Linked DNA regions of Homo sapiens: region 1 is linked to region 2. Evidence: chromatin loops called from intact Hi-C (ENCODE). Cell type or tissue: heart left ventricle. All regions are shown on one strand. Each heading gives the region's core, and the rest is flanking DNA. Links, peaks and the distances in the headings are about the cores only. Region 1 has its middle 64 kb from the start of NEK7. Region 2 overlaps NEK7 (NIMA related kinase 7).

Region 1 (16,867 bases), core at 5,739-13,738, 110 kb before region 2:
CACAGTATTGCCAATATTATGCACTGCCAACTGTGTATATGCAGGACTTTGGGAACACAATGGCCACAGGACTTTGGGAACACAATGGCCATTGTCTGGCAAATTTTAACTTCAGTCATTCTAGTCTACGGCCATACCACCCTGAACACGCCCGATCTTGTCATTTTAGCCTGAAAAGTTGAAAGGTGTTTTTGCCTGTTTTGAGGGAATCTCTTCCCATTCTTTGGCCATTTGTGAGAAAGTTAACTAGAGGGCGTTTGGAGCAGAAGAAAAGTCTGCTCTTTGCTTTGGTGTTTCATGGAGACCAAGGTTCAAACACTGACCCTCTGCACATAATTATGGTCTCAGCGGATGGCTTTCTCTTTTCCTCATTAGAGGTCAGTGGTATGGGCAGACAGAATGATATGCAAGAGGACCTGTGCTGGGTGAGGGCCCTGCTTAGGAGGAAATGAATTGACTGTGAAGGGAGCTGCCCAGGTCAATTTTCTACCAATGTAACAGTTTGTTGGACACATACTTGTTGCATATAATTTGTTGATCATATATTGCTCAAATTAGATATTACATATATTTATATAAAATATATGTACACTTTGAGAAATATAAAGCAAGAAGGTGTTATTACATTAATTTATGACATACCAGGCCAGGAAAAAAAAATTAGGTATCAGACCAATGGTTCTCATTCCCAGCTGTGCATTAAAATCACCTACACATTAAAGGTAGAGATTCCTAGGTCTTATTCCAGAGATGTTGAATCAAACGTCTGATATTGTGCCAAGGAGTCTGTATATTTTTAAAACTATAGGGGTGATGCTGACAGACATCCAGGTTACTGGATTTTTCTATTTTTCCCCCAGTATGATTCATCCAACTCTCTTTTATCCTGAAGCACAGAATAGGCCTACCTCTAAAAGCAAGCATTAAAAAAAATTGTCGGCCGGGCTCGGTGGCTCACGTCTGTAATCCCAGTACTTTCGGAGGCTTAGGTAGGTGGATCACGAGGTCAGGAGTTCAAGACCAGACTGGACAAGACGGTGAAACCCCGTCTCTACTAAAAATACAAAAATTAGCCGGCTGTGGTGGTGGGCACCTGTAATCCCAGCTACTCAGGAGGCTGAGGCAGAGAATTGCTTGAACCTGGGAGGTGGAGGTTGCAGTGATCCAAGATTGCGCCACTGCACTCCAGCCTGGGCAACAGAGAGAGACTCCACCTCAAAAAGAAAAAGAAAAATTGCCAAAGGTCTACCATGTACATGGCATTGTCAGCAGTATTATAGAAAATAAAAATATGAATAAGATCCAGTTTTTAAGGAGCTTAGAATCTAGCAGGGAAGAGAAAAGATAACCTGAAAATGGTAAGGCTATGGGTGAAATCATCACATTACATGTTCCATTCACAAGAAGTCTGAGGTGTTTCTCCAGCTCTTGGTTGTTTTACTCAGTATAGTGTTATTGGGCTTTCTAGCTGACATTCCGAGATAAAGAAGCAAGTGAATTATTACATGCTAGTTAAGGAAATTCAGCACAATGATCCTTTGTCTTACAGAAAATGTAGGAATACTTTTTGCCTTATATTAATATAAATAGAGAGCTGTACTTCAGAATTTAAGATTCCATTGGGGCTTAATATGCACCCTTTTATTATTGTTGTGGATATATTGTCTACGTTTATTTAAAAAATAAACATGCTGCTTTCTGAATTGATCTGTAATTTATAAGGACATCATTATAATTACAAATATGGTATTATTATTCTGCATTCATTGTGTTAGAAGGGTAGCTTAATGCTTATAATTCCTTCCCTATTTTTCCACAACTGATTTATCACTTGTCTGACCCAACTTCCCTCCACTCCATTGTTCTGCTCTCTCCGTACATCCCACTTCACAGAGGAATGTTAATAATGGAATATGTTATTTACCTTTTCATTTACATGCTTCCAAGCTGCCATTCTCTGTAATTAATCACTGCCATAAATATTCTCATGTATGTGCTTTATATATATACTCTTACTGGGTCACTGAACTAATAAAACAGCTTATTCTAAGCATTGTTGCAAATCACAGCCTATAGTTAGTAAAATGCATAAGGTAAGGATAGATTTGCAAGATATTTTGAGTCAGGTGAAAATGATGAAATCTTTTGTTTCTCAAATAATACATGTATTATTAGTATTATTAGGGTTATTATTAGTAGCAGTAGTACTATTAGTACTATTAGGATTATTAGTACTATTAAAAGTAGCCACTATATGTTATGTTTAATACCTACTATTGTTTTCACAGCTTTTAAATATTTATAAAATAAAATAGTTCTAAAAGAAAATTGAAGATTTTGTGGCTTCTTCTCCATATAAGGAAGTGGGTATGATATTACCTCCAAGTAAAAAATTTTACCTGGCCTTGGATCTTTTACTAATGTCAAATAACCTATCAGATATTAATCCATTAAGAGAGCTGTACTTTGAACATTTTATGTGAGTTATCTTCCCTCTAACTGCTTTTCTTTTCATCTGCAGAGCAGATCAATTTCTCAAAACGTGTTGGGCTATAAAGTAAATATATTTTTATTGTCTCTTTGGGGAGAGTTGAATTTAGGGAGCAACCATATAGATGGGGACCCTCTAATCCTTTTTTCTCTCATGAGTTTAATGGCACTTACCGTGATATGTGCAAGAGTTTATTTTCTTCCATTTAGGATGAAAGAACTACCTGTATGATATTCAGGATACAATCCAGGTCCCAAAATGCCAACATTAGAGCAAGGGTGTAGTAAAAAATCTGTATCAGAGTAAAGTCATCAGATCAGTATAAGAAATATGGGTATCAGAATTTGAGGCTAAGCAAAAGTGACAGAAAAAGTGGTACCAGAAACACAACTTGCTTGAGCGACATTAGCTCATCCATTCATTCATTCACTTATTCATTCATTTAACACATATTTATGGATCACCTACACTGTGCAAGGTGCTTCCCTTCATGAAACTTTAATTGGGGGTATGTAGGACATGGTGGTAGAGGTAGACAACACTCAATCATTGTATTAGTCTGTTCTCACACTGCTATAAAGATACTACCCAAGACAGTAATTTATGAAAGAAAGAAGTTTAATTGACTCACAGTTTTGCATGGCTGGAGAGAACTCAGGAAACTTACAATCATGGCAGAAGGCAAACAAGAAGCAAGTACCTTCTTCATAAGGTGGCTGGAAAGAGAAAGAGTGAAAAAGAAACTGCCAAACACTTATAAAACCATTAGATCTCGTGAGAACTCACTCACTACCAAGAGGACAGCATGTGAGAAACCACCTCCATGATCCAATCACTTCCCACCAGATCCCTCCCTCAACACATGAGGATTATGGGGATTACAATTCAAGATGAGATTTGGGTGGGGACACAGAGCCAAACCCTATCAATCATATATCTTTTTATTTGATTAGAAATGTGATAGGAATAGTAGATAGTACATGGTGCTATATAAAATAGGAACGTAGGAGTTAAGAGAAGGCTGCCTTGAGGAAGCAACAACTAAGATAAACTTGAAGGGTAAACAGGAATTATTAGAACAAAATGCCCAAAAGCATGTGGTCTGGGTCACTTTCCAGCTGGAATCAGTACAACAGGAGGCCAGAGAGTAGGGAGGCATGGAAGGTTAGGTTAACACAGGACAGTGCAGAGTTCAAAGTCTTGGAAATCCAATAGGCAAAATTCAAATCCCTGGCTCACCTTTGTACTAGCCTCTCTGAGCCTTTGTTTCTTTAACTCTCATAAATAAATAATACATAGTAAAATACATACTGAATAATATCTACCTATCAATGGTGTTGGGAGAATTAATTTCACAATTTTTCTACTACTAAGTTATGATTTCATCCACATACCAAGCCACTAATAATCCAGAACTCCTTAGGGCTATTTTTGGAGTTTTTAATGACTTATGCCTTAGTGCTGAAATTGTGGTATTAATTTCCTGTGTAATCGGGACTTTCATTAATAATGTCCATATGAATTCCATAGCACTTTTGATTTTAATCTAAGCTTCATAATCTGGAAAATATTTATCTCCTGCATTTTAGGAAATAATCAAATATGAAAACAGAAGTGTTTTGGAAGAAATGAATTGACTTTGTCACTAGGGGGAGACCTACCCAGGTTTTGAAACTTGCCCCAACTTTCAGAGTGGAGAGAATTTTTTTCTGAGAAGTGATGGTGTAGGAAAAGGCACTGAAAAACTTAGCAGTCCTAGCAGGAGGACTGGAGAGGTTCTCTCTCTCTTTTTCTTTTAGTGGCTTTTCACTGTGTTGTACGTGGTGGAGAATAAACTTTAGGGGATGCGATTAACAACATGCCCAAATGCTGAGGCAGTCAGCATGTTTGAATAAATGGTTTGAACATGGTTCTCTAGGCTGAATTTCTGGCAGTGTAGAGGCTTGGAAGCATCACGCAGGGGCAAGACTTCAGAGGGGAACCAGGCAAAAGAGAACTGAGTGGCCTGACCTGGCAGCCATCTGAGAGGGTATGTAAGCTTGATAAGCACCATATTTTCTCAGTGAACTTTTCAGTAACCATAGTCTGTGTGTATGCATATAAGTACTTTTTTCCACTGCACATTTTTCTAAGTACATTCCTCTGTAATCTTGAATCATAAGTGCTTCTGAAGGAGTAGGAGTAGTTTATCTTGACCATTCTGTAGAAGGAAAAAGTCTAGGAATTGTAGGAGGGGAAATAGCTCTCAAAGGAAATGCTCTACAAATTAATTACCTGAGGAACTAACTCACAGAGGGGTGCACTGACACAGGCTGTTACAATTATATTCAGTTAATTATACTTTATCAAAAAGAGATTCAAGCATTAGAATTTTGTTAATAGCAAATGATTTATCTTCTTAGTTCTCTTCAATCTATCAGTACATATATTTTATTTTATAGAGGATACTTGGAATGAAACTATAGACTTTTATTTTAAAAATTAAGAATTAATATAAACATGAAGTTAATATAATTGGTCACAAGGCTGTTTTTAAAAATTGTTTCAAGTATACAGTGGATATTAAATGATTCTAATTATATAATTTATAAACATCATTATAAGAGGTTAAACCTCTTACCAAGTGTGAATTTATATTTAACAAGTTGGCTATTGCCTTACTAAGCATACTTTCTTAATATGAGTTCCATTAATATAAACGTCAGAAGATTCAAATTTCATTAGGTATGGTTGAATTAGGTATCTCTAGAAAACTAATAGAAATACCTTAAAATAGTATTTATTTCTGATTATAAAGATGAATGTATAGTAGTGAAATTTAAAATCATCTATAATCTCTTTACTCAGTGAGAAACACTATTGACATGTTGAGTTATTTTATTCTAGCCTTTATTCCACACAATTTTATTACAAAAATTAAATCATGCTATATACATATTTCAAATTTTGATAATTTCTTTTTCCCAAATAACAATGCTGTGTTGTCTCCATAATCTTTCCATTCTACAAATGAAATATATTTTAATGCTCTCCTTTTAAGCACAAAAGCACTATCTACTGTTTTTTAAACAACATATTTATTTAACCTTTTCTCTTGTCATTAGAAGTCTTCATAAATATCATTTTAAAGGTTACAAGATACTTTATGAGATAGATGAATCACAATTCATTCTACAGTTTTATTATTAGATATTTAGTTGTTTCCAATAAATAACCCTGATGAATGTCTCTATTTATAAAATTTTAGCCACATTTCACTGTATTTAATAAGGATCTCTCGCATTGAAACAAAAAACTCTCTTTGACTTTAGCAAGATCAGATTATTGTATTTTTAGGTAAAAACTATAAACCACAAATAGTAGAACTACTAAAAGTGTAAGAATTATGCTGATATAATAATGATATCTTTGAATATTAAATAACTCATCTCAGGGATTCAATATAGATGTTAGAAGTCCCACAAAATTCTACCACCTCAGTGATTAGGAGTGTCTTCATATTTAGGGATATATAATATAGAATAATTATTGCTCTCACTTAAAAGTACTTATATTGTGCTAAGCACACTGCTAAGTGTTTTCATTGACATGTGCTCTTTTAATCATTAAAGTAACCATATGAGATGTATATTTTATTATTACTTAATAAATAATGCCTACTGCACATGGCTGTTATAAGGAGCAAATGAGCTAATACACTTATGAAATTTATCAATACACATAAATATGTATCATTTAACTTTAAATGCAAGTAATGCATAGGAAAACATCTGGATGAATATTGCTAATGAAGATTACTGCTGGAGTGAGAAGGGAGGTGAGAAGGAGGGAAACAGGCATGGTGGTATAAGTCAAAGTAGACTTTAGCTTTATCAGTAATATTAATTTTTTCCCAAGAAGAATGTAATTATATATTACTTATTCAAATAAAATTAATTTAAAAAGACATAACTCTGCAATTTACAAGAGAATACTTTTAATTATTAAGTCTTGTCAACCATATTTTAATGATTTGCAGTTCATTACCTCGTTGATAGAGTTGGGGAAAAAGGATGGCAGTAGAAAAATTTAATGCCAAAATTGCAGGAGCCCCTGAAAATTAGTCTCTAAGAAATATGAAGAAAATGAGTCCAAATGGATACTATATATCAAGGGCAAAATAATGTTCTTTCCAACACATTTTACATTCAACTTTTATAGACATTTGTATAAGATTTTATCTTTTCTGTAGTATAAGTTTATTTTTAGGTTATTGCCTGTAACTCCAACAGTATATATTGAGCACTCATGCTGTTCCAGAGACTGTTCTAGTGAATAAAACAAAGCCCTGCTTTCACTGAAGTTGGAGAGAGACACAATAAATGAATAAACAAATATGCGCGTGTTAGGTTGAGATAAGCTGAAAAGAAAAGTAAGCAGGATAAAAAAAATTGAGAAAGGTGAGCTGGGATAAGGTGGAGAGGTGTGGGGGTGAGCTGCTTGAAATTCAGTGGTCAAGAAGACCCCTCCGAAGAGGAGACAGTCGAGCAGTGGCCTGAATGAAGTGAGGGCATGAGCCCTGGGAATATCTGAGTAAGAATGTTCTGGACAGAGGGAATGGTGACTGCCATGGTCCTTAGGCCAGAAGCATTCATGACACTTTGTAGAATGGCAAGGAAGCCAGCCTGACTGGAGTTGAGTGAGCAAAGGGGTGAGCCTGAGAGGAAGCCAGAGGCAAAATAACAGAGGAGGCCATAGTGAGAACCAGAGTCAGCCCTTCAGTGGCTCCCTCACTGTAGTTGTGTTTTCTGGCAGCATATGCTAAGATTGAGCTTGAGGGTGCAAGATATTTATCAGGGGTCAATATCAATGAAAGGAAGGAGGAAGAAGTAGGATTGAGTAAAGGAAGAACCCAAAGCAGGCTTTACCAAATTTCAGTAGATCCATCAAGAAGCTTATGCTCTGTCCTTGTTCAGTCACCAGCTCTGTGGGACCCTCCTCCGTGGGAGAGGTAACTCTACTTAACCTATGCACACCTTGAAGGAATTGGTAGCTGGCAGCTCTGTTGTGACAGCCCTTCTTGCAGCTGGGCAGCAAGGTTTTTCTTGAAGGGAGATATGAATGGTGCATCTCTGTTCTACCATATTAGGAAATTTATTAGTGTATATGCTATAGGAGCAGGTTAGAATTTAAAAAATATATATAAATATTGAAACTTCTTTGATAAAGGCCAGTGGTCATTCTTGATTAATATAGAACCCTAGTAAAATAAGAATTGATTGATATTTTCTTAGTTTGATAAAACTATGTATCTCAAACTAAAATCCAGGGCCATAATTTATAATGATGTATTAGAAGCAATCCTATTAAATTCAGCATGCCCACTACTACCAGAGTTATTTGATAGCTCTCTGGAAAGTCTGATCAATGAAGCCAGAAAAGGGAAGGCCTAAAAATTTTCAATAATGGAAAACATGAAGCATAATTAACATTATTTACACATGATTTTTTTTTTTTTTTTTTTTTTGAGACGGAGTCTAGCTCTGTCGCCCAGGCTGGAGTGCAGTGGCGCGATATTGGCTCACTGCAAGCTCTGCCTCCCAGGGTCACGCCATTCTCCTGCCTCAGCCTCCCGAGTAGCTGGGACTGCAGGCTCCCGCCACCACGCCTGGCTAATTTTTTGTATTTTTAGTAGAGACAGGGTTTCACCGTGTTAGCCAGGATGCTCTCGATGTCCTGACCTCGTGATCCGCCCGCCTCGGCCTCCCAAAGTGCTGGGATTACAGGCGTGAGCCACCGCACCCGGCCACATGACATTTTTTTAAATCTAGAAAACCCAAGAAAATTGAAAACGATTAAAAACAGTAAGAAAATTCAGTAGGGAAGTTGCCTATGTTTAAAATATAAAATTCAATAGCTTTTCTGTATATCGGGGTTGGTAAACTTTTTTCTGTAGAGGGCCAGAGAGTAAATATTTCAGGCTTGTTGTCATCAGTCTTTGTTACAACTTCTTAATTCTGCCGTTGTAGCACAGAATTAACCATAGACAATATGTAAATGAAGAGGCATAGCCGTGTTCCAATAAAACTTTATTTTAAATACAGGCAGCAGACAAGATTTGGCCCATATTGGTAGTTTGCTGATCCCTGCTATATACATTTTAAAATAGAGAAATTATAATGAATAACAATCTCATTGAAAACAGCAAGCAAAATGATAAAAATATTACAAACTTTATTTAAAGAGAATATGTAAGACGTAGAGAAGAAATTTACTGGGGGACATGAAAGAAACTTCAAGTGAGTAAAGAATAAAATCTTGCTTTGATTATGAAGGTTCTATATTGTAAAAATGTCAGATTCTCTTTAATTATAGACTCAAGGGAGTCTCTATTTAAATATTTACATGATTTTTAAAATATCTCTTAGCATTTTTAATTCCTGTACGTTATTGTCATATGCATATACTATAGTCAGGCTTCTATTAATAAAAGCTTTGATGTTGTTACCTTTTTTAGCTACCACTAATAATTTCGGCAATAAATATGCTTGTACATGCTGGAAAAATCATGAAAGTAAATCCACAGACCAAATTGCCAGAAGTGGGATTACTGGATCAAACATTATGTCATTTTTAATGTTGATGAGGTTGTAAAGAGCTGCCTAAGAATGTCTTTACTTCACATTTTTTCTAGAACTGGGTGACATCAGTTTTTAAAAATATTTCTGATGTGTGAAAAATTATATATATTAGGTTTTTAATTGTTAATATCTGATATTATGAGAGAAGGGAGTTTTTTTCCTTATGCTTACTCATTGTCTTAGTCTTTGGGCTGCTATAACACAACACCGTAGACTGACTATGTTTATAAACAACAGAAGTTCATTTCTCAGTTCTAGAGGCAGGATAGTCCATGATCAAAGTGCCAGCAGATGTGATGTCTGATGAGGACCTGTTTCCTGGTTCACAGATGGTGACTTCTTGCTGTGTCCTCAGATGTAGAAGAGGTGAATGAGCTTCCTTGGGCTATTTTATAAAGGCACTAATCCCATTCATGAAGGCTCCACCCTCATGACTTAATCACTTCCCAAAGGCCCCACCTCCTAATATCATCATTTTGGGGGTTAGGATTTCAACATATGAATTTTGTCGGAATACAAATATTCAAGCCATAACATTGATCATAGGTATTTTTTTCTAAACTGCTTATGTCCTATTTTTGTTTATTTGATTGCTTCTCACTTTCTCATTGGTTTATGTGATCTCTTTATGAGTTATGAAAACTATCTCTCTGCAATTATCCTTGCAAATCAGGTTATGATTTTCCAGTGTGTATAAAGAAATTACATATTTATTTTCTATATGAGTTTGAGGCTCTGGGTACTTCTCAGAAATATCTAAGTATTTAAATATCCAACCCTTTATATCAATCAGGACTCTGAAAAAAAAATCACCTTTCATGAGGCTTTTCCTAATCACCTATCTAAAATAGGTAGTATATACTCCAGTAGGTAAACAAGGAAACTGAGTGTCAGGAAGGATAAATATCTGACTCAAGGTCACACAGCTAGTAGGTAAGAGAACCTGGAGCCAGAATTTAAGTTCAACATTGTCTGACTTCAAAGCCAATATTGCTATATTATCCTGTCCCATCCTGGCCTTCTCCATCTCACCTGGATAGAAATATAAAATTTTAGGTTTGGAAGAGATTTTTCCATACAGGGTCTTAAAAGATAGATCACGAGGGACATACCGATTCTTGGTGATAGATATTTCATGCTCTTCAGTTTAACCGACAGTTACCTCTATTAGAGAAGTTCTCAGAATTATTTGTGTGATTATCTATATGATGTATAGAATCTGTTACTTTTACATGCATTAAGATACTCATTTTAGTACCCTTCCCAGATGTTAAACATTATTATATGCAATTATTATTATTTGCATTAAGAAGGTTATAATTCCTAGCTGGATTTAATAATTAATTCCCATAAGTATAGTATTTATTATTCAGAACATTATGTAGAAGCAGAACCATCACTTTCAGTAATTAAGAGTTTCTATGAAACTCTTTTGGAATGAATTTTCAGATTTAGTAAAAACAAAAGGCTGATAAATGGCATATTCCTGCTAAATGTCATGAAAACAAAATATATGCTTTCTGTCAGTAAATCAAAATTACTGGCAGCTCAAGAAGAATGCATAATCAGAAGAGCTGGTAACATAATGTTAACTAATTCTTCATATTCGAGTTATTTAAGATGAATTATTAATCTTTACTGACCATAGAAATGATACTATTAGAATTGAAAGGTTGAGGCTTAAAGGTTCTACTTAGCAGGTCTAATTTATGTTCCCATAATTTAACAGTTAATTGTTGAGTATGGATGAGCATGTTATAACCCTGTATTAGCTCCTATTTTGGATAAAATCATGTGAGAATGAGGATTTGCTTACTTAGGAAAAGGCAAATTATATTTACTGCTGTTACTCATCCAATGTCAGTTTTAAATTCCTTCCTTCAAATTATTAGGATATAGTTTTTTTGGGTTTCACAGGTTATTATGACATATAAGTTTCCTGCATTATTATTCAACAAATATTTATGAACCCCTAAACACTGAAGTAAATGTTGAAGAGAATGTGGTTGATGAAGAAGACATAGTCCTTGCTCTTGAAGGGAGTGGGAGAGAGCTAATATAACCTGAATGTTATCTGCCATCTCAGTTTCTTGTTCTGCACCCCTAAAATTAATCTGTCCTTTCCCTTCACTATCTGGATACAGAATTCAGAATCTTTTCACATTCTCCACACAGGAGCAACTTTCACAAAAGTGCTGTGAAAGATGTAGACTTTGCTAATGCTTACAGAACTCAATATAGAGTAATAGTTAAGAGCATGATTCCTAGCTGTGAGTTATTGGGCAAGCAACTTCATGCCTGTGCCTTAGCTTCCCCATCTATAAAGTAAGGATAATAATAGTATTCAACCCATAGGGGTGTGGTAAGGATTAAATAAGTTAATGTGTGTAGAGTAAGCTTCTGTAAATGAGCACTGTAGAAAGAAACATTAGCTATGATGTTCATGGGGTGACAGAGAAAATGGTTTTCGTTACATAGCACATAGGAGGGGGGAAAAACCTCTAAAATTCCAATTAGATATTTCTGTGCTCTCCAGAAGTAACCTCTGTATCACCTGGCACCGGAGATGGGTTAGGTTCGGAATGAGTCCTCTAATTTATTCTCTCCTAATAGCGTCATCTCGAAGGCTTGGCTAATGAGTTGCACAGGCCCATAGATCACCTAGAGGGAAACTTAAATACAGGTCTGTGGAAAAGGTAAAAAGGTCAGGGCTACATACATTTGTATGGAAAAATTGGACAAATTTCAACAGCGACAGTGAAGAGGAAGGATGAGCAGACAGAAGGAGAAGAGGCTGGGGAAAAATCTTTAAAGAATACTGTTAAAAGTTTTAAACATAAAATGTATACTTCCAACATAAGATGCCAGACTGAGCACGCTCTATATAAGAAACCTCATTAAAATTATAGTAAAAGAAAAAAAGATGTAAATGTACAATGGAAAGAAAGTGTGGTAGATATCAGAGGATGTGGGAAAAGGCAAACTGCTGAAAAAGTGCTGACAAGTGAAGCCGAGCTTAAAATTCCCACAGAGAGGCTACAGTAGAGGAGAGAATAGAGGCCAGCCTGACTAGCAGCACCCTATGGAGAGGCTGGATTCATCAGATTCCAGATGAATATCAGGCCAGATTCATCAGAGGGTAGGGTGGAGAAGGAGGGCTGAAAGTAAGGATTAGTTATGTTTCTATTTGGAACTTTTGACAATGAATCATAAAAGATAGTGGAGTAATTTCCTCGAAGTGGAGGGAAAATGACATAAATCCAGAATTCTCTACCTAAATCATTAATCCTTGTTAGAGTTGAGTAAGAACATTTTGTAAATAGGTAGGGGGCCAAAAAATTTGTCTTTCAATAACTTTTCTAAGAAAGTTATTTGAGTATGTGTTCTAGGAAAGAAAGAAGTAAACCAGGATAGAATAACCTATGGGATTCAGATAACGGTGTAACAAACTCAGGACAGCAGTGGAAAGAATTCTTGTTCCAGGATGAGGACTGGGTAGCAAGGCTAGAGGAGTCAGTCTGAATTGACAAAGAGGGCCATAGTGGTTGAGTGTTGGAAGAACTCAAGGATAAGAAAATGGCAGAGTGGGCAAGGGATGAGAAGAGTGATTAGGAACTCCAGGTCAAAATGATAAACTATGCAAGAAGACCATGGCCTGAATATGAAGTAAATGGCCTAGGATGTTGCATGACAATGAATGAAATGGGCTACTAGGAATTGATAGAGTAAGAAGCTGAAAGACAAAGGAAAACATTTGTAAACAGAGAGATAAAATAATTATACAATAAATTCATGATTCAAAAGTATAACAAACTGAAATGTGACATGATTTTGAATAAATGATGAATAAGAAAGGATAATCCATTTGAACTTGATCCTGGGAAGATCCCCTCTTGAGAGTGTTCATAAGCGTGGTGTCTTGGAGAAGGGAATTAAGCATACTATAACAGTATGGTGCAATGGTAACACCATCAAATGATAGAACTATTATTAATTGGTTTCAACCTATGGAATCAAACTAGGCAAACACTGAAGACTTTCTTTGAGTATATAAAAGAATGTAAATATTGTGAATCTTCACAATATAAAAGTAAGAGTTTGACCACAACATTGAGAAGTGGAAGGGGAGATGTGAAGTGGAGGGAAGGATACAGGTAATAACATGGTCATCTTACAAAGGGGGAATAAAGATAACAAGTAGAGGGGTCAATATTAGAGATATAATTCTACTGGGGAGGGAGAGGAAAAGAGAAGCAGTTATAGATGAGCTAGTTCTTCATCAAACATGGAAGAAGTCAACAGGTAGTATCTGATGCTGATTATTCTAAAAGAGTTGTATAAATGTGGCAGAAGTTTCTAGTTAACTCTTTAATATTTATTCTCATGTTCTTTTATACAATAAAAATGAATCGGGGTACATGACCATCCGGGTAAAAACTGTTATTTCCCTTGCAGCTAAGTATGGCTAACAGAGATGTGAGCTGAAGTAAAATGTGCAATGTTTAGATCAGGTTCTTAAAATAAAAGGAACATGGCCTCCCTTCCTTTCTTGCTCTACCCTCCCCAGGCTGGAATGCAGCTAAAGCAGAGAGCCTGGTAACCATGTGGAAAGAGCTGTGTCCTAGGGAATCAAGAATAACAGGATAAAAGAAGCCTGGGTTCCAACACTACCTAAAGTTGCCCTGAATTGCCTACTGAGACTATTATGTGAGAGAAAAATAACTTCTATCTCAATTATACCACTATATTTTTGGGTTTGGTGTTAGAACAGTCTGACTACTCCTAGAACAGTCCTACTCTTACAAATAATTATGTAGAGACATAAAGGTAAATATGTAAGATTTTTAAAAAGAAATGATTGCAAGTTGTTTTCTGGAAAAAGAATTAGTGTGGAGTGGTGGTTGAATAGAAGATATACATTGCTTTTTATTATAAATCTTTCTATGCTATTTAATTTTAAGCATGTGCATGCAGTAGTTTTATAAAATAAAATGAAAGATAGTTATGTTAATTAGATAAAAATGGAATATAAACAGTTGCAAAATAAAAAATGGATCACCCACTCTCTTGTCACGTTGGGAAAACATTTTGGTGATTTACTTCAAGCTATTTTTCTATATCCTTTTTTCTTTGATTGAAAGTCTACATATGAGGAATGAACAGAGAAAGGGGACTTCACCCAGGAGACTAAAGAGAAAGATTTGGAGAATTAATGGGTAAACAAAGAGAATTCAGCATCAAGAGAGCCAGGGGAGGGTAGGAATTCAGTAATGACACATTGGTCAGTGATTTCAAACACCACGGAAAAATCAGTAGGTTGAGATCTGGGAATATGTTAACTGATTTTGATCTTGTAGATCATCAGTTTGGCCATTGATGATCTACAAGAGAGTGAATGTGGTAGAAAAGAGACAAGCTGGCAATGAGTTTAGAGTAATAGAGGAAAAGGAAATAGATCTGCTAGAACTCAGTGTGCAAATAAGAAAATGGTAGGATATGAGTTTGGAGAGGTAGGATGGGTACAAAGTCATGTAGAGCTTGTGAGACATAGGGAGGCTGTAACTTTTATTCTAAATACCAGTTTGAAATGTTTATTATTGTACATATATATTATTTTAAATGAACCTGAACTCTTGTATGGAGAATGAACTCCAGCAAGCAAGATAAAAAACAACATAACCAGTTAGAAGGCTGTTGCAGTTATCCTGGTAGGAATTAATGCTGGCTTGTACTTGGGTAATAATGATGAAAGTAATGAGTGAGTTTGGATTCTGGATACAGTTTGGAGTTTGGTGCCAAAAGCTTTGGGCATGCATAGTATGTGGGGTATGAGGAAATGGAAGAGCTAGTGGGTGAATGGGAAGAGAATGATACCAAATAATAAGACAGATTTAGGAAGGAGTAGGTTTTAAGTAAGAAATCAAGAATTCCAGTTTCAGATACCTATTACACATCTAAGTGGAGATGTTAAGTAGCAGTTGGATATAATAAGTTTAAAACTTAAGAAGCATTTACTTCAAAATTCGAAACCCTACGGTCATTAATATGTGAGTTGTCCTGAAAGTCAAATGACTGGATGAGATCATGTAGGAAGTGAGGGAGACAAGAAACAGAAGAATTCCTAGGACCAAGTTCTGGGTCATGTACTATATAAATATCAAGAATTAAGCTGGATGAAGAGAAAGAGTGGCCAAGACAAGAAGAAAACCGGAGACCATGTTCTGAAATCTAAGCAAGAAAGTGATTGAAGTACAAAGGGATGCTTGTGTGAAATGCTGCTGTTAGAGTTTGAATGTGTCCCCCAGATTTCATGTGTTGGAAATTTAATCCCCAAGTTTGCATGTTGATGGTATTGGAAATGGGGCCTTTTGCAGGTAATTAGGATTAGATAGCATCATCAAGATAGGGCCCCCATGATGGCACAGGTGGCTTTACAAGAAGAGGAAGAGAGACCTGGGGACACATGCTCTTGCTCTCTCACCATGTGATGCCCTCCACTGTGTGATGATGCAGTAAGAAGGCCCTCACCAGATGCCAGAATCTTGAGATTGGATTTTCCATCCTCTAGAACTATAAAAAATAAATGTATTTTCTTTTTAAATGACTAAGTCTGTGGCATTCTGTTATAGCAACCAAAAACTGACTAAGACAGCTGCTGAGAGGACAAGTGTGATGAAGGCTGAGAGAAGTAGTGATCCATCAAGCACCTGACGAGATTACAATAAATTGGTTCGAAAACACAGGTGAAAGTTCTGCCTTGAAAACAGGGTCTTTTCTTCCCTCAAGACCAAAGGAAAGGGAAAAACTGGGGGAAATAAGTTGATTTTTTTAAAAAATCAATGAAGTAGTTTATAAAATAATATCCTCAAAAAGTGAGACTATGGGGGTTAACAGGAGGAAGAGTTTGAGAAGGTTGCCCTGGTGAATTACACTGGAGACAAACTGAGGGCTTGGCAAGTGCACTGTGGGCTTGAGGTTATCCATCATGGATATGTAATCAGCTGGATCATGGGACTTAAACCAGTAACTCTCAGTGGCTTGGAAATGAGAGCAGAAATAGATAACTGGGTTAGTCCGTGTTATTAAGTTTTAGTAATGTTTGCATGTAAAAATATTTAAGGTAAAAAGTAGTTTTGATGTTCTCAATTATATAGGTAATTTAGGCATAATGAATATCATATTTACTAGTGGGTCAAATAAATTTGGCATGTAGCAGTAACAATGTGTTCTCCTTCTTACTTATAATTTCTGTTTTTCCCCATAGAAATTCAGTATTTTTGTATTAATTCTACCAAATTTATCTTATAACTTCAGAAAAAAATACTTAAAACTTTTCTTCCACTGATTTATTTGAAAAATCAATAAAACAAAGAAAATAAAATGGGAGACACACTTAGACTATATTAAAATGTATATTAAATCTGCTGAGTGATTCTAATTGGACTCATTGACTATTTCTGCTCTGATTATTTTAGACATAAGTTATATGGGCCAGTATTTAGTTTGTGAGATATTAGGGAAAGGAATGGATTGTGATGTTTTTATATTTTCCTCTGACTACAAGGTTGACAAATAGTGACCCTTTATGACAGGAAGTGTTTAGCTAACCCTGCGGCAGCCTTGTAGGGACCAACAGAGGCTGGAGATTTGGTTATAATTATGCTAGAAAATTCTGACATGTTTTCTCTATATCTATGGCATGAAAGGCTAATCTCAGAGACATAACCAGGGCTGCTGAAATGGGGTCAGAATCTGA
Region 2 (16,867 bases), core at 3,584-11,583:
GGTACTTGGCACATAGTAGTATATAAATGGTATCTACTTTAGTGTTCAAGCTATGTAGAAATATAAATTTCTGTAATGTAATTATATTTGTTTTATTAGTCATTTACTGTATAATATTGCAGTTTCATTAGTTTCTTGACAGTTAACATTTCTAATAAAGAATAGTTTTTGACTGGTGTGGTCTTTGCCTACTATGTAGATACAGTGACAAAGATAGAGAAAGAATTAATGTATGTGAATACCAATATGATAAGATACTGTGAAGTTTCTTAATAAAGCACTTTTCTTTGAAAATGTGGATTGGATATAATTGCTTTTTTAAGAAATTTTTTATCGAAGTGCAACAAACAAATAGTACATTACATATTTAAGTGTACAGCTCAGCAATTTTTTTTCAAATTTGTTTTCAACATTTAGTTTATCATCTTCAAAAAATAGCTCCCCTGCTTAACTCATTAGCTGTATGATCTATCCAAGCAGCAAGAAGATGGTCATGCCATGGCAATCCTCTTCCCATTTTCCCTAGCCACTCAGGGCTGAACAGCAGGGTTAGGCTCAGGTGGGGGTAGGGGTGGGGAGCCCAAGGGCTACTTTCCCCTGGTACAATATGGCATCTGAAGTTCGATGGGAGAACAGAACTGGTGAGACTTGAGGGTAAGGTCCAGGGCCTGTATTCAGTCAGAGTCACTGATGGAAGAGGAGGAGGAATGCTTGCCATGCTCGTGGTGCTTGTGCATCTTTTTGTGAGCTTTCTTCATTTTCATCTGCATCTTCTTGTCCTCTATCACTCCTAGTCCGAACATGCCAGGAGCCAAGGGATTCACAGGAGGCATCCAGGGGCAGGTGGTGGGTATGGAGGAGGGTAGGGACCCGAGGATTGGCATCCTGGATACCCTGGCTGTGGCACAGGATGAGGGGGCCCACCTGGGGGGAAAGCTGGATTGCCCTGGGAGAGGAAGAAAGGGGCCTTGGGGAAAGGGTGGATTGATAGGTGGTGGGTGGGCAGGATTGGAACCTCCAGGGTACCCTATGGTGGGGGGATATGGATTTGGTCCTGGCTGGCCGGCATTGGGATTCCACATGTTGAGGTGTGTCCTCCAGCCTTTCCACCACCGCCTGGGCTTGATGCATTCTCCTCAGCTCAATACATTTTTAGAAGGGAACCCCCCATGTGACCACACACTAGGTGAAAATGTAGGACATTACGAGCACTGTGGAAGCTTTCCTTGGGCTTCCTTCCCTTGATCCTGGTTACTAGTCCGGTGGCCAAGAGGTGATAAATACTGATGGGACCTGTGTATCCTATGAGGTAGAAGCGCCTGTATTGTCTTCAGGTGAAGGAGGAGTGGGCCTCTTCTGCAGGCCCAGAGAGTTTAAGGTGATCTGGGGTTTCAAGATTTTCAAGCCTGTCGACCCACATGTCGCTATGTAAAGTCTCAGTCTTGGTTCTTCCCAGACAGGATCCTGTGCTTGGAATAGCAGATTTGCCAGGATTGAGTATTCAATGTTAGGTATTCAGGGTTTTTTGGCAATTTGTTGCCCTGATAATTAAATCCTTGGCCTGATTCTCAGCTCTTTCTGCTTTCTAACTGTGAGGAAGATGAGAATCTCTTTCCGTTCTCCACAGAGGCTTTTTAACCTTTCACATGTCACCTCAAATGATTCTCAGTTTTTAATTCCCTCTCCCCACAATTCGTCGGTAGCCCCCAGCAAAAGCTGATTCTGTAGTCCTTATAATTACTACTTCCTGTCAGCCTTTCAGATGCCTGAGATATTTCACCTCCCAATAAATTTCCTTCAGTTGGTATCCTGTGCCCACTTCGTGGTTGGTGAAAGTTTTAATAATTGCACTACTGCTTATGTGGGGGGCTATCCATACTTCCACCTACCATCAGTAATGGGACTCCTCATTACCAACCAGTGATGGAGCTGCAAATTCCCATGTTTGAGTCTGCTTTCTGGTCCACTTTAGTAGCAGCTGTCATTTAGCTGAATTCTCCAGGAAAGATTCAGAGATGGAGATCTGCATATATGGTGTTTATTGTATAATGCTTTTGGGAAGAGCACCATGAAGGAAGCAAGATGGATAGAAGAACCTGAACTGCAATATGGTTGCAGTAGAGGTTGCAGCCAGTCCCCTGGGGGCATTCTGCAGCTAGAACAGCCCTTCAGGAAGTGGTGTAGACCTTTGTTCAGTCACCTTGACCAGTCATTGGATGCAGCTGCTTAGAGAGAGACACAGGTGTGAGCCATCACTCCCTGCAGCTTGGGGAATGAATGCCTTAGTCCTGGAGGGTGATCTGCACAGCACACCATAGTATCCACTGCAGAAGCTTAGATACTGATTTTCAGATTTTCTTTGTTTTCTAGTGCACACATTTAATTAATTAGTTAATTGTGTGGTTTAACTCCTCTCTCTATACTATACTTTTTTTTTTATATTGCTTTTTCTGTTTGCTGCTGGAATTGTTTTTATCCCCTTTTAGTACTATTCGTTTTTGCTTTATATATTCTGGCTATGTTATTCAAATGTGGGATTGTTACGTCTTGCTGACGTGTATCTATTATTTTTATGAAATATTCCTCTTTATTTCTAATTCTTTTGGTCTTAAAAGCTACTTTGTCTAATATAAATAAAGTTACACCAGACTTCTTTTGGCCAGTGTCCACATAGTGTTTCTTTTTCATCTTTCAAAAAATGTTTTTATGTTCTGATATGTAAGACATGTCTTACAAGCAACTTAGAATTAAAAAAAAAGTTAGTTGGATAATTTTTGTTTTTCAATTCGAGCTTTTTGTTCATTCAGTGTCATACTAATATATTTAGATTTAAATCTGTCATCTTATTTGTTTTCTATTGTTCCAACTGCTCTTTGTCCTATTTTGCCTCCTTTCTTGCTCTCCTTTAAGATTACTTAAATTTTTTGCTACTTCTTGCCCCATTACCCTGCTCTTTGTGCATTCATTCATTCTATTGGTGAACACTCTAGAGATTTCAATGCATCTTTGACCTATTAAAACCAATATTTAATTAGGACTTCTATTGTTTTGTGGACAGTGCATTTTTTTCTTTTATAGATTTCAGATTTCTGAGAAATTCTCTATTTTAGTCTAATTTATAGAGCATATTAATCATAATTATTTTAGTTTCTGATTATTCTAAAATCTGGTTCATATATGGGCCTATTTCTGTTGTCCTCCTCCTTATTTTGGTTTCTGTATCCAATTTCTTGGCCAGCTTGCTTTTTTTTCTAATTGTATACCAGATATGTATACGAAAACTTGTTGAGGCTTTAAATGGTACCACCATCTCCAGAGATGATTCAATATTTTTTATTATGAGCATATCTGCTTTAAGTGCAGGCTGATCTGTCTTCAGAGGTCTTGACTGAATGATGAGGGTGTTTACACAGACCTCTGCTCTTTGTTGCTTTCTTTTCTTTCTTTCTTTTTTTTTTTTTTTGGAGATGGGGTCTTGCTCTGTTGCCCAGGCTGGAGTGCAGTGGCATGATCTTGGCTAACTGCAACCTCTGCCACCTGGCTTCAAGTGATTCTCCTGCCTTAGCCTCCTGAGTAGCTGGGACTACAGGCATGTGCTACCAAACCTGGCTAATTTTTGTATTTTTAGTAGAGATGGGGTTTCACCATATTGGCCAGGCTGGTCTCAAACTCCTGACCCCAGATGATCTGCCTGCCTCGGCCTCCCAAAGTGTTGGGATTACAGGCATGAGCCACTGTGCCAGGCCCTTTGGTGCTTTCTATACTCCAGTTTTGTCTCCCTAGCACTGAGTCTGCCAGAAATCTTGGCTTTGCTTTTTATCCTGTTAGCAATGCTTTTGCTTTGGTTTCTTGGATTATTTGGGAGATTACAGACTTAATGGGTGCCCTCTCTGTGGAGATTATGTGTTTATTCATGTTGGCTTGTTGAGATTTATAGGATTTTAGGTAGAGAGTGATTTTTGTGGTACATAATGTGTGGAGTATATTTTCATTGTATATAATTGCTTAATTTCTACTTTTGTTTTTTTAAGTGGAAGAGGGTGCTGTTTTTGTGTGTTGTGTTGACGAGGGGATAACAGAAGCATAAATTAATGAGTCCCACCAGAATTTACTCCATAGGTCATACCTAAATTTATACAGTGGTTGGCCGCAAAGTATTTCAGTTTTATTTTAGGATACACTGAATGGGTCTGTATTCTATGCTGTCTCTTAGAATTGTTTTATTAGTTTCATTTGAAAAGCCAGGAGTATATAGTGGTTTTTTTTAACATATAAAATGTTATGTACTGTGCCTGTTTTTGTAAATAAAGTATTATTGGCACATAGTCACGTATGTCCCTTTATATATTTTTATGGCTGCTTTGCCATTAGAGTTGAACAGTTGGAACAGAGAGCATTTGATGCCTGTGAAGCTTAAAATACTTACTGTCTGACCCTTTACCAAAAGGTTGCTAATTCCTGCTTTAGTTAGCAAACTAAAGTGATTCAGTTCTTTTTATAGAATCCATCATTAATATTCTAAGGAATTGGCTGTAGCTGAAGGAATATATCTTCTCTCTCCTTTTCTTTTGTCCTTATATAATTTTTATGCTCTTCTGCTCCCATTTTCTTCTCTTTCCGGAGCCTCACCCTGTTGATAGTCTTTTAGGAAAATCCAGGTGACACCAAGACACACTTGGAGTTTTTGCACCAGAGATTTGTAAGTATAGAGGAGGAGGCATGTCTTCCGACATAGTGACCATAAACAAGAAACACTTGAAGGTCACAGTCAAGCTTTATTTAAAAATATAGCATATATCGAGATTGGTTTGAGAATTGGGGAACCCTTTGTTCAGCAATGGCTTTTAATAAACTGTGTGGCAATCACAAAGAGCACTGTAGTTTGGATTTAGCACCAAGCTAAAGTTTCATATCTTAGGACAGTTTATTACAATCAATTCATCTCAGGGCATCTAGTCTGCTGACTCTTTTTGGCTTTACCTAAAAAGTCAGAGGTACTTCAGCCACGTCTATTTCCAAACCAGAAATAACTCAGACGTAGCCTCAGCAGCACTAGAGATCCACATTAGTTACACTGGCTTAGGATTTAAATGTTCACAGGCATCAATCATCATATTAATGTTTCAGTGCCGTTGTAGGTGTCGTCAGGAATATTAAAAAAAAAAAATGTGACCCAGCCTTTCTTCACAAGGAGGATTGGAGAGGGCTGGTTTGGCGCTTTCCTCACTTTAGCAATCCCCTGTCAATCATTGAGTAACTTGCCCAAAATCCTGTGTGGAAACTCATTACTGTTAAAGGTGTTATTTTTGGATGGAAGCAAATGATTGTAGCACCTCTAATGCTGTATGCACAGCCTCTCAGGCAGGTGGTGTTCCACGTCCGTGTTCTCCCTTCCAGTTCACTGGTGAGTGTTACCAGAAATCACAGTGGCTACGCTGGTGCTGCTTTTCTCAGAATCTCTCTGTATTAGTCTGTTCTGAAAAAGAAGTCTAATGGAATCATAGTTTCACGTGGCTAGGGAGGCCTCACAATTCATGGTGGAAAGTGAAAGACATGTTTTACATGGCAGCAGATGAGAGAATGAGAGCCAAGCGAAAAGGGAAACCCTTTATAAGACCATCAGATTTTGTGAGACTTATTCACTACCATGAGAGCAACATGGGGGAATCTGCCCCCATGATTCAGTTATTTCCCACTGGGTCCCTCGCACACCACATGGGAATTATGGGAGCTATAATTCAGGATGAGATTTGGGTGGGGACACAGCCAAACCAAATAACTCTCCCTTATCCCAAATGACTCTAGGGTCAGGGATGGGAAGGCTGGAGAAAAAAATGGAAACAATAATACATTGGGAAAACACCTTTCTACCACTTCTTTTTTTTCAGGCTAGAATTGACATATTTGAATTACAAATGCTTTTGGAGTAAAATAAAATACTATGACGTTTTCATGAGTTCTCACATGGCATTTATAACCATCCTTCCCCGCTGCCAGTAATTTCTAAAGTCTGTTAATCTTTGTGATTGGGATGTATTTATATAAAACTGAAGGGGGTGAAATAGATGATATGTCACAAGCCTTTAGATGGAGTGTCACATTAGTTACAGTTAATATTGGCTTAGGGCTGCATTTCTCAAGCCTGGTGCTTGAAACTGTCTTCCTGGATCATCAGTTCCACTGAAGATTTTTTTAAAGAAAAATCTTTTGTATAATGAAGAGGAACATAAAAACAACTCATCTTTAAAAGAAAAAGTAGATTTTGAATGAATTTCTTACTTACATGGACTTGCTTCTGGTTGCACCCCCAGGTACAGGAATAGACTTTATCTTCATTGCTCATGGAAAGGTTTGAGAAGCAATACATTAAGACAAACACACAAGAACTCTGTTACTTTAATGTCTAGGAGAAGTAGAGATTTCTGTCTGTGCGGACATTGGTATCTATTCCAGAGAAGGGAAGCTGATTCTGTTGTGACTCAGACAATCTTACTGAATTTTGGAGAATAAAGCCCCTTTTCATCCAGTGAGGACTGTGAGAAGTAACATCATGTGTTTGAAAACACTTCCTAGTCAGTAAAAACAGGAGCAGTCATGACAGAAATAATAAAACTAACAAAAGAATGAACCTCACCCCCCACATCTAAAGCAGGGGCTGCTAATAAAGAGAGCTCAGAAAAAGACCCATTGGTTTGACCTGTGGCCTAGAAAGTGACAGAGGTTGAATTCATTTTTTTTTTGTGTGTGTGTGTCCTTCCTTCCTTCCTTCCTTCCTGTTTTCTTTTGTAAAATATTTTTTCATAGATCCTTTTTGGGAAAGTAGTAGTCTTTGTATTTTGAGGATACAATGGAAAACTTTAGAGATGAGAGCGGCCAGTTGCAGGGGCTCATGCCCATATCCCAGCACTTTGGGAGCCTGATGTGGAAGGATGACTTGAGGCCAGGATTTGAGACTGGCCTGGGCAGCATAGCGAGATCCTGTCTCTACAAAAAAATTTCTTAAAAATTAGCTGGGCATGTTGGCACGTGCCTGTGAGCCCAGCTACCCGGGAGGCTGGAGCGGGAGGATCTCTGGAGCCCAGGAGTTAGAGGCTGCAGTGAGCCGTGATTGCACCACTGCACTCCAGCCCGTGTGACAGAGTAAGAGTCTGATACAAAAGAATAATACAAAAATAAAAAATAAATATGAGAGCAAGTCATAACACTTATTTTTTGCTGTGCTGTAATGTTGTTACAGTACCTAAAATGGCATATATTGAGATGCTTGATTTCTTTTTGTTTTTAAAGTTTAATGGGTTAGATCTGTATTTGTTATTTTAAAAATGAAACTCAGGGCCCGGCGCGGTGGCTCACGCCTGTAATCCCAGCACTTTGGGAGGCCGAGGCAGGCGGATCACGAGGTCGGGAGATGGAGACCATCCTGGCTAACACGGTGAAACCCTGTCTCTACTAAAAATACAAAAAATTAGCCGGGCAAGGTGGTGGGCGCCTGTAGTCCCAGCTACTCGGGAGGCTGAGGCAGGAGAATGGCATGAACCCAGGGGGCGGAGCCTGCAGTGAGCCAGAGATCGCGCAACTGCACTCCAGCCTGGGCGACAGCGAGACTCCGTCTCAAAAAAAAAAAAAAAAAAAAAGAAACTCAGGTATTTCATTTACAGATATTGGCTGAAATAACTATTCCAAACATTGCAATTTGAGGAATAAAACACATTTTATATAGATTTGTAACTAATGTGTGACTTGAGATCTGTTTTTTAAAAAAAAGGAATGGGGAGATATTCAAGAGACATCCGCGTGTGCCTGGGAGGGATGTTTGTGCTCCCTCCCAATTTTCCTTCTTCTTTTAAAATGTAACATATAATAACAACAATATTAACAACAACTAAAATGCCCCAGGAATAGTCCAGGCCCCTGCTACTGTTGCTGCTCCCCGTCCCCCCTTCCTTCTTCTCCTACTTCCACTAAGTAATCATTCAGTGTCTGTGAATAAAAACCCCATTGCTTATTTTTGTTTGGATCCAATTTATACTCAGAAAGGCACTGAGCATGAGCTGCTTCTTTCATGTTCTTTGCCTGAGTCTAAAACAGCTTTATTAGTGGGGCCAAAAACAGCGGCAGTTTTGGCAGGCATTGCCAAGTGCGCATCACTTTCAATGATACATCTGGATGCAAAGAACTAAACTGAAAATAGAGTGAACCTCCACTCCTATTAAATGAAAATACTGTGCCAGTCTCAAACCTAACTGTGCATGATAATCATCTCTGTACCGTTTTATTTATTTCGAAATACAGAAATGTAGGTCCTACTTCAGACTTACCTAATCATAATCAGGGGTGGAGGTGTTGAGTGGCCCAAGCAGTTATATTTAAAACAAAAAAAGCTCCATGGGTGATTCTGATAGCCAAGCAGGGGTGTGAACTACTTGTTCATAGTATGCACTCAGGATTACTTGGCCCAAAATAATTAGGTTTATATAACTGTATTTGCTCTGGGAGAAACAGATTTAATGTGTAATTAATAAATGAAAAGTATTTACTCATGACATACACTGCACTCACATTTTTTTTTTTTGCTTTCTCATACACATCCTAAGGTACAGTCTCAGATTTGAGTTAATCCTTTTGCCTATTTAATAATGGTACGTGGAGTCTATTTCTTATTAGGTTCACAAAACTACAGAGTAAGAGCGAATAAAAAGATAAGTAAAAAGGCAGCTTACTGTAGCTTTTTTTCCCTTTAAAGTCAGTTTAAAAAAATTTTTTTAATGTTAGGAATATGAAACAAGTTTTTAGAAAGAGGAAAGTACCACTTCTCTTCCATTGTGTTACAGTGGGTTTGGGGGAAAGAGGAGGGAAAGAAGAAAGCAAAATTTTAAGGATTTAGTAAGGATGATATATTATTTATTGTCTTAATTTCATCAGTATGGGATTTGGGGTTTGCTTAAACAAACAAAAGTAGTACCTTGTGTAATATTTTTGAAGACATCATGTTTTTGTGTTTTTGAGTTCTATTAATATGGCCTACTGGTTTTTGCAGTTTAAGTTAAAAAAAAACTGTAACTTTAGTTTCAGAATTAAATGTCAGAATTAAGTCATAAGGCAGAATCAAAATATTAGGTAACAGACTTTGAATTAAGTACATTCATTAGGGAGTGAGTTACAGTAATAACCACAACACTGATTTCAATAAAAATCAGTGAATATGGGAAGTGATTGGCTGATATGTGCTCATTTCGTTTTTGGGTCAGTGGTCCCTTGATTAAAGATTCTGTTTTATGTGCTAGAAGCCTTTGTATTTAGAACTGTTAACGTATCAATATGTAGTAAGGAAGAAGATAAAATTGAACCAGCAGGTGTCAGCAAGAACCAAAATAAAAAATATTAATCCTGATTATCTCAACCTTTATTACTTTTTAGTGATGCTGCAGTGTAAAACAACTTTAAAATGATATTTTAGTGACACATGCCTGCATTCTAAAGTAGAATCTTTCTTTGTCAGTGTATTGCCCTATTGGGAAATGATCAGATATTTTAGAGAATATGTCTGAAATACGGCAACAGCTCCAAAAAGATTTAAAAAAAAAGACAAGTGCTGTGAACTTTTTCTCATTTCAGTGCCTTGAAAAATTTTTTTACATAAATTATCCTATATCCAAAAGCTTATGTTTAACAGTTTTAATATTTCTATGGTTATATGTTATGCATTTTTCAGTATTCCATTCCTATTGATTAGTTAATAACCATAGGCATTTTATAGAAATAAGAGTAGGAATTCATAAACAACTGTCCTCATAGTGGGCTTAATTTTCTGATGAAAATATGGCATTTATATGCTTTCAGCATACAATTTAAGATTTCATTTTAAGTCCATTCTAATTCAGTGAATAGTCAGGGGAAGGTAATGTCTGCTTTTCCAAAGAATTGAAAGGTTCATTACATTTCTCAATTTGTCACAATTTTTATTAAAATCCTATTACTTGTTTCTTCTTTATCACTTGATGAATTGACGAAAATACAAATTCAGTAGGCAAATATGATATCCAGTATTTTTGATAATCTTATTAGAGTAGTAAGCAATAAAATAATGAGTGACAGGAACATCGCCGAGACCACAAAGAAGGTATGTGATAACTCAGGCCAGTCTGAAATACTTTCATTCTCTATGTTTTATTTCTTGTTATGCCAAATAAAGACCTGCTATTTTACATTTATCCTTAACTTATTAAATGTAATACTACCCAGAAATTTGATTCCTAGGTATTTACCAGAGCGTAGAGTGTATTGAAAACTTATGTATGGACTGGTACGCAAATATTTATAATGGCTTTATTCATAATTGTCCTGAACTGGAAACAATGCAGACCCCCCTCAGTTGGAGAATGAATATTGAGATACGTCCATTCAATGGAGTAGTACTCAGCCATAAAAATGAACAAACTGTGTAACCTTGATGAATCTGAAATGCACCATGCTAAGTGAAAGAAGTCATATTCAAAAGGCTTCATTTATATGATATCCTAGAAAAGATAAAACTATAGGGACAGAATACAGATTAGTATTTGTCAAGGATTGGAGGAGGGTTTGACACTGAAAGGACACAGGGGACTTGTATGGGCTGATGGAACTGTTCTATATTTTGATTCTAGTGGTTGATTTCATTACTGAGTTTGTCAAACTTCTAGAAATTGTACATTAAAATGGCAATTTAATTGTATATAAGTTATACCTTAATTTAAAAAGTTCTAAAAATAAATGTTAAAAAGGGACATAGACTGAAAAATAAAAATGAAATAAAGATAATGTTAATATAGTTTTTCTTTTCCCAGACATCCTAATAGAACCCTTAGAACACTTCAACTTCATTTATCTCTCTATTTATGTGTTGGTTGTCATGTATTTCAATTTTAGATACATTTCTAACATGGCAATCACTTTTATCTGTGGTTTCATGTAGATGTTTAATTAAATTTGCCCTGTTGCCATGCTCTTCATTTAACATTTCTTCCTATATCTTTAGCCTTCTATCTGAGGTCATTTTGATTCTGCCTATTCTCTTTGCTATTTTGTGTTCATGTAGTCTTACTTGCTTGAGTGCCTGGCTGTTTTTCATGATGTATTGGATATAGTATGTGCAAAATTGTTTGTACAAATAATCTGGAGCGTAAGATGTTATCTTCCTTCAGATAATTTTTACTTTTTGTCTAGGTAGCTGGGGGCAGTAGCTATCAGAAATCACTTTAATTTTAGGGTTTGAATAAATGTATGAAGTATAATGTGTTTTGTTTGTTTATTTTGGGACAGGGTCTTGCCCTGTCACCCAATCTGAAATGCAGTGGTACGACTGGTGCTGCAACCTTGACCTCCCAAGCTCATGCAGTACTCCCACCTCAGCCTCCTGAGGAGCTGGGACCACAGGCACCTGCCACCACGCCCAGTTTATTATTTTTATTTTTTGTAGAGACCGTGTCTCCCTATGTCGCCCAGGTTGGTAATGCATTTATTAATTAGCTTGATTGAGCTATTGTACAATGTGTGCATATTTCAGAATATGTTTGTATGATAAATATATTCAGCTTTTGTCAATTAAGATAATTTTAGTATTTGAGATAATTTGATGCCGTGAGAAGGCTTGTTTATGATGTTTAAGGCTTTTGAAGTCCTTAGCCAAATCATGGGGATGTTCATTGTAGTCCCTTTTTGAACTCTAGACTACAATTTCTGTTTCTGTGTTTCCAAGAGACTGTAAGAAACGCCATATAGCCTCTTAGCATCTCAACTGCATTTCCACAGTTTGCATAACAGTCAGTGGAAAAAACATGCTTAGATGTTGGGTTCGCTTTTCTTGGCTTCCTTCAGCCCTCAGATACTCTGGACCGCTAATATGTCTCTATTTCATTAGCTCTCTGATGCATTAAAGCATATATGTGTGTGTGTATATATATATATATATATATACACACACACATACGCACATATGTATATATACACACATATGTACACACACATGTAATATACACATATATACACATATGTATGTGTATATATATACTTTTTTTTTTTTTTTGGTAAAACTCTCCTCAGAAGGAGCGCTTGTCTGAACTATTTTGCCACTATGAAAGCAAAGACTGCCTATACTCTTTTTCATACCCATACACACATGCAAATGTGCTTTTCTTAAAAACAGTGTTAAGACAATTTGTACATTTTATTATGCAAAGTGATGTTTTTTATTTAGTAGATTACAGATTCTTAGTAGAATAATTCAGCAAATATTTATTTACTATATGTTTATCCCTGTTCCAAGCACTGTAGGGATAAAGTGATACATAAAAGGATTTCCTAACCTTATTTGGCTTATATTTTGGCAAGGTAGATAGCTTCAACAAATAACTATGCAATTAACTAAATGTAATTTTGATAATGATAAGAATAATATCCTTTGAGTACGTATAACATGGAAATTTGTTTTTGAGTCTTAGTTTTTCATTTCACATTATATTTCATACATTTTAAAATATCACTAAAACATTTAATTTTTCTTTCTTTTACTTTCTCTCTCTCTCTCTTTTTTTTAATAGCAAAGATGGAGTCTCGCTATGTTGCCCAGGCTGGTCCTGAATTCCTAGGCTCAAGCGATCCTCCTGCCTTGGCCTTCCAAAGTGCCTGGGATTACAGGTATGAGCTACCATGCTGGGTCTAATATTTATTTATATTTTTATTTATTTATCTGGAGATGGAGTCTCTCTCTGTCACCCAGGTTGGAGTGCAGGGGCGTGATCTCGACTTACTGCAACTTCTGCCTCCTGGGTTCAAGCAATTCTCATGCATCAGCCTCCCTAATAGCTGGGACTTCCTGGCTATTTTTTGTACTTTAGTAGAGACGGGGTTTCACCATGTTGCCCAGGCTGGTCTTAAACTTCTGAGCTTAGGCAGTCCGCCTGCCTGGGCCTCCCAAGGTGCTAGGATTACAGGTGTGAACACTGCGTCTGGCCTATTTTTATTTTTTTAGGGACAGGGTCCTACTTTGTCACTTAGGCTGGAGTGCAGTGGTGTTATCATAGCTTACCGTAACTTTAAACTCCTGGGTTCAAGTGATCCTCCTGCCTCACCTCCTGAGTAGCTAGGATTATAGGCACATGCCACCATGCCCAGCTGTTTTGTGTGTGTGATGGGGTCTTGCTATGTTGCTTAGGCAGGTCTTGAACTCCTGGCCCCCCAAGTTTTCCTCCCTTGGGCTCCTGAAGTGCTGAGATTGCAGGAGTAAGTCACTGAACCTGTCCTAAAAATTTTAATAAATATTTTCAATCTAGTGTTCTATTTTATGTATTTGCTGTAATTTATTTGGCCATTCTCATATTGTTAGACTTATACTTTGTTTCCAATTTTTAAAAATGATAAATGCTTTTTTAATATGTACCTTCTTATATGTAATCCCAAATTTAGTCACTGATTAATTTTTTTAGAAGAGAATTTTGGGAGTAAGAGTACTGAGTAAAAGTATATGAAAAAATCTTGATATCATTTTTTCTAGAAAGGTTATATACCTATGTAAACATTATATATACTTTGTATAATATTTATTATTTTGATAGGCTATCAACTGTATTATATGTCATTGTCCCTTCAATTTGTATTTCTTTTTTTTTTTTTTTTTTTTTTTTTTTTTGAGACGGAGTCTCGCTCTGTCGCCCAGGCTGGAGTGCAGTGGCGCAATCTTGGCTCACTGCAAGCTCCGCCTCCCGGGTTCACGCCATTCTCCTGCCTCAGCCTCCCAAGTAGCTGGGACTACAGGCGCCCGCCACTACGCCCGGCTAATTTTTTGTATTTTTAGTAGAGACGGGGTTTCACCGTTTTAGCCGGGATGGTCTCGATCTCCTGACCTCGTGATCCGCCCGCCTCGGCCTCCCAAAGTGCAATTTGTATTTCTTTATTAGTGATATTCAACATGCTTTATGGTTATTTCCAATATGTATTTCTTTGTGTCTATTAGGTTGTTAATAAAGTTAAGACAAAATTACTCTGCTTTATGAAGAGAACTATGGGGTTAACATTAAAGTAGGATTAGGTCTTCTAATTCTTTTCCAGTTCTGTGGTTTTATTATTTTATATTTGGATTATCATTTTTAACTTATTTCTTTGTTGAGAATACTTTAAAAAAGCTTTTAGCAATGAGTGTCAGGAAACAGATTCCAGAACCTTATTATTATAGGAAATTATGTATCAGATGAAGAATACTACAGTTATCATTGTTACAAAAGAATGAAATATGAAAACCCTATACACAATTCTCTTTTCCATTGATTACACTCACAGATTACATAGTTTTAAATCTTTGTGAGATCTCAGGCCATTCCTAATGGGTCATTCTGATTTGTGATGTGTGTGTACACATGTGCTTACTTTTCATTATTTTGAGGTGTTTTAATATTTTTAGGGATTTATAGTATCCAAAGTAGCATAAATAATATTTTTAGGAGACAATTTTAGCATAAGATTGAAGAAAGTATAAAAAATAATAGGTTATTGAATTAGAACAGTGATTGAAGAATTTGAAAAATGTTCTATTTTCTGGTGTTAATAATATAGTTCTAATGGAAAAAAAATGCAGTTTTTTTTTGGCAAGATGGCGGACTGGAGGCATCGTTAGCATGCCTTTTCCACTTCGAAAGACAAAACTGTGTGTAAAGGTTCATGCTGTGAACTTTTTTCCAAGAAGCAACACCGGAACTTAACAGGAAAACTGAAAGAAACCACAGACCTTTTGAAAGACGCAGTGGACAGTAGCACCATGAACTGAATGGAAAACTGTCTTCAGACGGTGACACACACTCCCGCAGGGGAGCGGGACAATCCAGGCCATAGGGGAAGGCCTTAACCCTACCCAGTCCTGGAGCTGATGAACTGAGCAATGGGAAGTCTATGAGAAGGAAAGGCATTCGGATGTGTCTTGCGTGCATTCCCAGACTCCAGTGGGATGGGAGCGAAGCCATTCCTGATCCTGTCTCACAGGGGACCTCACGGAAGTCAGCCAGCTAACTCAGGCTCCGGTCACAGGTTGAGAGAAGCTCCCAACTGAGATTTGTGTAGGGATGAACCTCATTGGCTGTAACCGATGAGCAAACGAAAGGTGTGCTGTAGCCACAGGTGCAGGAGCTGGATGCCCCTGTGTCACAGGTGTTGGACCAGGAGAGTCATCGCCTGAAAGCCAAAGGGCATATGGCCTGGGGGCAGTTTTGTGTTCTGAGCACAGGCTGCCTGGAATTCAGCTAGCCGCTGTTAGCAAAACACTGCGGGTGTGAGACCTGCCTTGCCACGTACCTGGGAGCAGAGTGGGACTTAACTGCCGCCTGCTAATCCCCACTCCCAATGGGGATTCTTTTGTGCAGTAGAGGCAGCTGCACTCCTGCCTTAAACATTACCCCGCCAGCAGCCAGGGAACTGCCCTCTGATCCCCACTGGGGCCACTGCTTGTGCCTGCACGTGGGGAGCCAGAGCATGGACTTGCCTGACCCAGCCCACACCTGGTTTTGCTCCTCTATCTGCCCTTGTAGGGTAACACAATGGACAGGGACATTTGGGAGCTCCATGGCCCAGCCCATTGCCTGAAATACCAGAGTACCACCCCAACATAAGGCAAGCAGAAAATCTGCTGTCACCACTACGGCTGATCCTCTTTTGCAAGTGCCACCTCCCGGCTGGAGGCCAACCAGCACAGTCCATTTCAACATCTGCAAGCACAAAAAGCACAGCACTTAGGAAGAAGAAAACATTTGCATGACCTCAGCTATCATCATTGCCTGAGTCATTCTGGCTAACCAGGAGATCTTGAGTCTCTTCACTTGCCCAATACCTTACTGTTACAGCTGGTATTTGACAAAGCCAACACACTAAGGCTCTTTCTAACCAAGGAAATCTCAGTATCTACATCTTCCCGCCCACCCCCATCAGAGCTGGTGTGGTACCCACTGCTGGGAGACTAGAGGACAGGTCACACCTCTGGATTCCTTGCAGATATTCCACAGCACCAATCTGGAGTGGGACAGCATCACTTGACCGAGAGTCATAGAAGGATTCACAGTAGTCTGGCCTTTAGGGACTGTTAATCTTAAGGGAAGGGGGAGTGTACCACATTAAGGGAGCACCCTGTGGGACAAAAGAAACCAGATTGCAGGCCTTGAGCCTCTGAACTTTACACTAGTGGAAAGTTTCAGCAGAGGCACAGATGCAGTGCTGGGCTCAGTGGGGAAAGTCTGCAGCTCTACCCCAACAGTCAGGAAGCCCTTGTGCTTGTGAAGGGTCTTGGAGAAGGGGGCTTGTTCTCCCCTTTGCCTACCACTGCAGAAACAGCTGGGGCTTCTCCCACAGGAGCTCAGCGTAGGTGCATCTGTGGACAGCCTTCCTGGAACACTTCAGGGTTACTCTATCCTCAGAGGAGGAGCACTCTCCTCGTTCAGGCTTGTATGAGAGATAGAGTCACAACCCCTCTCTACATGGAACATCAGCATTCCTGCAGATGAAAAGAGGTGCCTGTCTGATCTCAATAGCCAGAATACTGGGTTAGGAGTGTTACTGGGAGGTGGGTCGCTTTCCTGCTGGCCTGGAAGGACGGCTGTGGTGCCTTCCTTCTTTCCCCTTGAAAGATGTCAGTGGATTTCACTGAGCACTTCCCCAGCCACCTCTGTCAAGGGTGGGACCTCTGCCCACCATTGGGATATTGCATTTATCACTGGCTTTAGCTACAGGCAGTTTTACCCATGGGCATGTCCTACTAGCCTGAAGCCTGAACTGTTCAACCCAGTGTATAAAATATTGGAGAAAAAAATTTAAAAAGTGCACATCACTGGGGACTGAAATAGGCTTCATGAGA

Evidence for each region. Hi-C counts contacts between places; a loop is a spot of excess contacts. Peaks named below come from ENCODE experiments on the same cell type or tissue, not always from the same donor. Only the 100,000 strongest peaks of a DNase experiment are listed, where the experiment ranks them.
Region 1: a loop joins it to region 2, with 2.4 times the contacts of the local background. A loop is called at or near these places in 2 of 110 quality-filtered maps.

What each region holds. Positions count from the first base shown.
Region 1 is chr1:198,084,378-198,101,244 of GRCh38, forward strand. No RefSeq gene overlaps it. Among named protein-coding and RNA genes, the nearest start is that of NEK7, 64 kb to the right of the region's middle. In heart left ventricle, for the core only: no CTCF peak of the experiment used is centred there; no DNase peak of the experiment used is centred there.
Region 2 is chr1:198,197,105-198,213,971 of GRCh38, forward strand. All of the region lies in intron 1 of NEK7 (NIMA related kinase 7), which reads left to right. It also overlaps the pseudogene PRR13P1. Among named protein-coding and RNA genes, the nearest start is that of NEK7, 49 kb to the left of the region's middle. RefSeq lists enhancers at 2,299-2,358, 5,540-5,599. In heart left ventricle, for the core only: no CTCF peak of the experiment used is centred there; no DNase peak of the experiment used is centred there; H3K27ac peaks cover 1,852 bases.